Regions from separate parts of the Homo sapiens genome. Here region 2 is linked to region 1. A link is an interaction called in ENCODE POLR2A ChIA-PET data of the cell type or tissue named here. Cell type or tissue: PC-9. All regions are shown on one strand. Each heading gives the region's core, and the rest is flanking DNA. Links, peaks and the distances in the headings are about the cores only. Region 1 has its middle 48 kb from the start of FMN1. Region 2 has its middle 12 kb from the start of RYR3-DT.

Region 1 (2,915 bases), core at 213-2,712:
TCCTCTGCTAGAAGATAAACTCATTGAGAACATGAATTGTTGCCTATGTTGTTCATTTGTTTCCCCAGGGCCTAGAACTATGTGCCTGGCACATAGTAGATGCCCAATAAATATATATTGAATGAATGACTACACTGGACACCCAATAGTGGGGAAAACCCCTATTAGGAAGCTCTCTGCATACTTATGTGGTGAGTGTGGCAATTTAACTGAGCCCACTATACAAGAGCTCCACTGTCTTATGTATTTCTCAGAAAAAGAGAAACCAGGTTTCTCTCTCTCTTTTTTTTTTTTTTTTTTTTTTGAGATGGAGTCTCTCTCCATCACCCAGGCTGGAGTGCAGTGGTAAGATCTCGGCTCACTGCAACCTCTGCTTCCCGGGAGTTAAAGCAGTTCTCCTGCCTCAGCCTCCTGAGTAGCTGGGACTACAGGCACACGCCACGATACCTGGCTAATTTTTGTATTTTCAGTAGAGATGGGGTTTTACCACATTGGCCAGAGTTCACCATGTTGGCCAGGGTGGTCTTGAATTCCTGACCTCAAGCAATCTGCCTGCCTTGGTCTCCCAAAGTGCTGGGATTACAGGCGTGAGTCACTACGCCTGGCCCAGGTTTCTCTTTTATTTTCTGTGTGATTCAGGGGACATGCCAGTGCACCCTATGAAATATGAGTGGGAGGAAGAGGCTTGTGAGCTTTGGTCAGTAGGCCTGGAGGAAGGAGGATGGCTGGGTTCACTGAATGGGCACTGGCCTACTGAGGCGTAAATGTCAGCTCTGCCACTTTAAACTTTAACAAGTTACATACTCAACTTCTCTGCGCCTTTGTTTCCTCATTTGTAAAATGGAGAGGGGAGGGGGTAATAACAAGTGCCCACCCTAAATTGTTATCAGATGTCTTCAACATGATAGCCATTAGTGTCATGCCCTCTGCTGGTCTGGATATGGTAATTACCCACTTCCCTTCCATAAAAGAATGCTAGTAACTTTCTGCCGTCACTCATTGTCTTCCACAGGCAAGACTACAGAAGTCAACAGAGTCCTGTGCAAAGCAAGAGGAGGAACTGGCCAAGGCAGAGGCAATGTCTCTTCCACTGAGGGTCTGCCCGGGATAGAATGGGAGAGAATCCCAAGGGTCTTAGAAACAGATCTGCTTGAGGCATAGGAGGGGGAGGTACAAAAACATCTTGCAAATGAATTTCTGATTCTTATGCATTCTTATGCAGCTGAAGGGAAAGAAAACTTCTATTAAAAATACTGCTTTTACCATTTCTTACATCTCTGTGTCAAATACCATTGTTGAATTCCAAACCAAAGTGCCTTGACACGTCCCCTGGTATTTCACATGAGAGGCAGATGACAACTTGGGCAAAATATTTCCTTTGCTTAAAACCAGACCCTGTGCCTAATGATGAGATCACCTCTTTGTGATGTGACTGTTTTTCCTTCAAGTCAGGAGTTGCTAGGTAACCAGCCAAGTGCCAGTGCACCAGGTAGGGCCCCAGGGAGGAGACTGGGCTTGGTTCTGATTTAACTCATGAGGTTTGTTAATTTTCTTTCTTTTTAGATAGAGAGTGACTACCAATCTGTGTCTGACCTCTGTAAGGACCAGGTCTACTACATAAAGGTGCAACCCATGTGGAGGAAAAGTCCGAGTAGAGGCAGAATATCTCCAAGGCCATGGGTTCCTTGGTTTTTCATTAGGCTAGAATGTGTCACTAGGGAAAATGCTCTGTATACAACAGCAACAAGAAGACGGATGTATGTTAAGGATTTACTTTGTGCCAAGTACTGTGCTAAGCACTCAGCCTATAGTATTTTTCTCAATCAATTTGTTCAATAATTCTATGAGCGTGACAGTTATGATCAAGGGGACAATGAGGTTTCAGGAAGTTAGAATGCAGCTAGTAACAGGGAACACAGCTAGTAAACGTCAGAGCTGGGATTTGAATACAAGCAGGGACCTGAATGGGAGGGAGCTCTTTTTGTTCATACACATCCATTCCGGTCACTAATATCTTTGAATTTTTTATTAGAACCCCTCCCCCACTGGTGTGTGCATACTGATGAGTATATTGTTTGGAAAATAATTAGCAGAATGTTTTTATCAATGACATCATGATGAGATATGGAAATTTTCCATTTATGACTTTGTTTATTTTTTAACTTCATGGAAAGAAATACCAGGAAGTTCTGAGGAAGATGAAAGAGGAAAAGGAGACGCTGCTTCTTGAAAAACAAATGTAAGCTTAGAAAAATGGCCTCCCTGACAGACTGCAGTAGCAGTCCGGCAGTCCAGGCGGCCTTTGAAGGGCGGGGTGCTTCTCAGCACAGTGTGTGTCACTGTGTAAATGGCCTCCAACAAGTCATCTCTTTCAGCCTCCGCTCCATGGTTCAGACTGGAAAACCAACAGCATTCAGGCTTTCCTCTTGCCTTCCTCAGCAACTGGTGTTTTAAAAGCCTCTTTTTGGCCAGGCGCGGTGGCTCATGCCTATAATCCCAGCACTTTGAGAGGCCGAGGCGGGTGGATCACCTGAGGTCAGGAGATCGAGACCATCCTGGCCAACATGGTGAAACCCCGTCTCTACTAAAAAAAAACAAAAATGAGCAAGGCATGGTGGCGGCCGCCTGTAATCCTAGCTACTTGGGAGGCTGAGGCATGAGAATCCCTTGAACCCAGGAGGTGGAAGTTGCAGTGAGCCAAGATCAGGCCACTGCACTCCAGCCTAGGCAACAGAGTGAGATTTTGTCTCAAAAAAAAAAAATCTCTTTTTAATGTTCTTCTCTTTGTTGTTGTTATTGTTGTTGTTTGTTTGAGACAGAGTTTCACTCTTGTCGCCCAGGCTGGAGTAGAATGGTCTGATCTCAGTTAACTGCAACCTCCACCTCCCAGGTTCAAGCGATCCTCCTGCCTCAGC
Region 2 (2,915 bases), core at 320-2,819, 56 kb before region 1:
AACCCCATCTCTACTAAAACTACAAAAAATTAGCCGGGCGTGGTGGCAGGCACCTGTAGTCCCAGCTACTCGGGAGGCTAAGGCAGGAGAATGGTGTGAACCCGGGAGGCGGAGCTTGCAGTGGGCCGAGGTTGCACCACTGCACTCCAGCCTGGGCGACAGAGCGAGACTCTGTCTCAAAAAACAAACAAACAAAAAAGAAATCTCCCTAAGGGTTCTCAGCTAAACTGGGATTTAAACCCTAGTCTATCTAATTTTAAAGCCAAACCAAATCACTATGCTTTAATGTCTCCAGTTCAAGCAGAGAAGAAAAAAACACTCTTTTAATTACTTTAGATTTGAGATAGTCAAATTAGATCCTACAGATTGATCCAAAGCACTTGTATTTAGAGGTTGATTATTCTTCCTCATTATCAACACAGCTATGGATACTACTTCTAAGGCTACACAGCAACTGCTGCAAGCTTATGGAGAGCAGTTTGGGAAGGGACAAATGAGAATAGATTGAAATCCACTTGAGTGACGGCTTCCCTGCCTTGGTCAACAGACGGTACATTTATGGCATTCTTGGATCTCTAGAAGTAGAAGAATTCCTTGAACTCTGAGTTCAGGCCCATTTCTGCCAAATTGCAAGGCTTATTTAGCTATTACTTAACATTCCATCTGTTACCTTTTGGCAGGTTTTTAAAAAATCAAATATACTCATTACCTGAAGCTTCCTCTCGTCATAACAGATGTGTTAATGATATCATTGAGGCATTCATTCATTCATTCATTCATTCCTAAAAAGACAGCTTAGAAAGTAGAGAGGGTAAGCCGGGCGCGGTGGCTCACGCCTGTAGTCCCAGCACTTTGGGAGGCAGAGGCGGGCGGATCACGAGGTCAAGAGATCGAGACCATCCTGGCTAACATGGTGAAACCCCGTCTCTACTAAAAATACAAAAAATTAGCCAGGTGTGGTGGCGGGCGCCTGTAGTCCCAGCTACTCGGGATGCTGAGGCAGGAGAATGGCGTGAACCCCGGAGGCGGAGCTTGCAGTGAGCCAAGATCGCGCCACTGCACTCCTGCCTGGGCGACAGAGGGAGACTCCGTCTCAAAAAAGAAAGAAAGAAAGAAAAGTAGAGAGGGTGAAATATTAGCCTTGATGTACAGTTAAGGGAAGAGACATGACCAATAATGACCCTTCAGTTTGGTCTGACACCTCCATTCCCTGCAGCCCAGTCAGAATCCCTTGAGGCAAAAGCACTGCAAGATTCTGGAGTAGATCAATGACAGGGCAGGTGCAGTCTCTGCTCAGCATTCCATTTAAGTGATTCCTCGCCAGTCTCTGAGGCCAGACGTCCTGTCTATTTTTTTTAGTAGGTAACTCCCTGACCAGGCACTGAAAATCCTTGGGTAAAAATCACAAAGTGATAAAAAGAACAAATGGGAAAAGATATCTGTGGAAGATATTTTCCAAATACTTTGGAAATCTTTTTGAATATTCTGGGCTCAGCAAGGCACTGGGCTCTCAGGGGCCATCTATGTACGAGGACATTGCCATTCCAAGATTAGAATTGCATGAAGCTAGCAGAAGCTTGGGAAGCTGATGTTGAAAATTTAAGACTAAATCCCTAAGAGGCAGCATTTATTCTTAATTGCCCAGCAGTAACATTGTGCTTTTCTCTAGAAGGATATACACGGTGATCTTTCTCTGAACTTTGAATGATAATAGTAGAGCAGTATCTGTAGTAGTAGTAGTATTAAGTTAACATTTCCTGTGTGCCAGGCACTATTCTGGTTACATGTATTAAGTCATTTAGTCCAATAGCCCTATGCGGTCAGTATTATTATTACTGTCCACGTTTTACAAATGAGTTAACTGAGGCACAGAACTCAAGTCATTTGCCATCCTTGGTTCCTTATCACATGGGCCGCTCCATAAGGTGACTTACAACATAGCAGCTTGCTTCACTAAAACAAGTACATGGGAAGATTCAGACAGACAGAGAGTGAAAGCAAGATGCAAACCTAATTGCAGAAGTGATATCACATCACTCTGCCATATTGTATTCATAAGAAGCAAATCATTAGCCTCAGCCCACACTAACAGTGATGAGATAACACAAAGGGCATGAATATCAAGAGGTGGAGTTCACTGGGACCATCCTAAAGGATTCCTTCCGCACGGTCTGACGACAGAGCTCGAGACCTTGACCAAAAGAAGAGACAGGTCACATTTTCCCTAGGCAAACTTGCAAGAACCAAACCTGTCTCAACAGAGAGTGCAGGAATGGGGAAGCTGTATCCCAGAGGCCAGCTCCAGCTAGGATTTAAAGTTAGTAAGTTTCCAGTCACTTGAGCTCCAAGAGTTATATTTTCCTACCTGGCAAACTCAGACAGCGATTCCATTCAGCACCAAGAATAAGGAAAATGAAGAGTTATGAATAATGATTATTTCTCGAATTCCTAATTTAAAGTTAGTGATAAGAGCAGTTAGACTCCGGAACAGTCACCCTTTCCTCTCTGTTCCTGTCCCTGGGCCTCACCCCTCTCTAATTTTGCATGTCTCTCTGTGGCAGTTTCCAGGCTTTCCTTGTCTCTCTTCCTTCCATTCCCCACCTCTTGACCAGCTTTCTCTTTCTATCTTACTGCTCTGTATTTTTCTTTTCATTTTTTAGTCCCTAGGTGTTGAATTTTTTTAATTTATAAAACATTTTAGGGAAGGAGAAGTTGAAAAATTTACAATAAAGTAATGCACTCGTCAGTTTTATGTCTCATCTTGGCTAAGCTATGATCTCCAGTTATTCAACCAAGCACTAATCCAGGCATGTCGTGAAAGCATCTTGTAGATGTGATTAATATCTACTATCAGTCAATTTAAGGTAAAGGAGATTATCCTGGATAATCTGGGTGGGCCTGATCTAATTAGTTGA

The links. ChIA-PET counts read pairs that join two places held together with the same protein. Peaks named below come from ENCODE experiments on the same cell type or tissue, not always from the same donor. Only the 100,000 strongest peaks of a DNase experiment are listed, where the experiment ranks them.
Region 2: POLR2A ChIA-PET joins it to region 1 with 6 read pairs; 6 of 35 experiments call an interaction of 5 or more read pairs at or near these places.

Annotation. Positions count from the first base shown.
Region 1 is chr15:33,240,858-33,243,772 of GRCh38, reverse strand. It overlaps the pseudogene TMCO5B. Among named protein-coding and RNA genes, the nearest start is that of FMN1, 48 kb to the right of the region's middle. In PC-9, for the core only: a CTCF peak has its summit at 934 (motif pointing left); a DNase peak (open chromatin) is centred at 1,402; H3K27ac peaks cover 2,103 bases.
Region 2 is chr15:33,297,182-33,300,096 of GRCh38, reverse strand. No RefSeq gene overlaps it. Among named protein-coding and RNA genes, the nearest start is that of RYR3-DT, 12 kb to the left of the region's middle. In PC-9, for the core only: no CTCF peak of the experiment used is centred there; a DNase peak (open chromatin) is centred at 1,266; H3K27ac peaks cover 737 bases.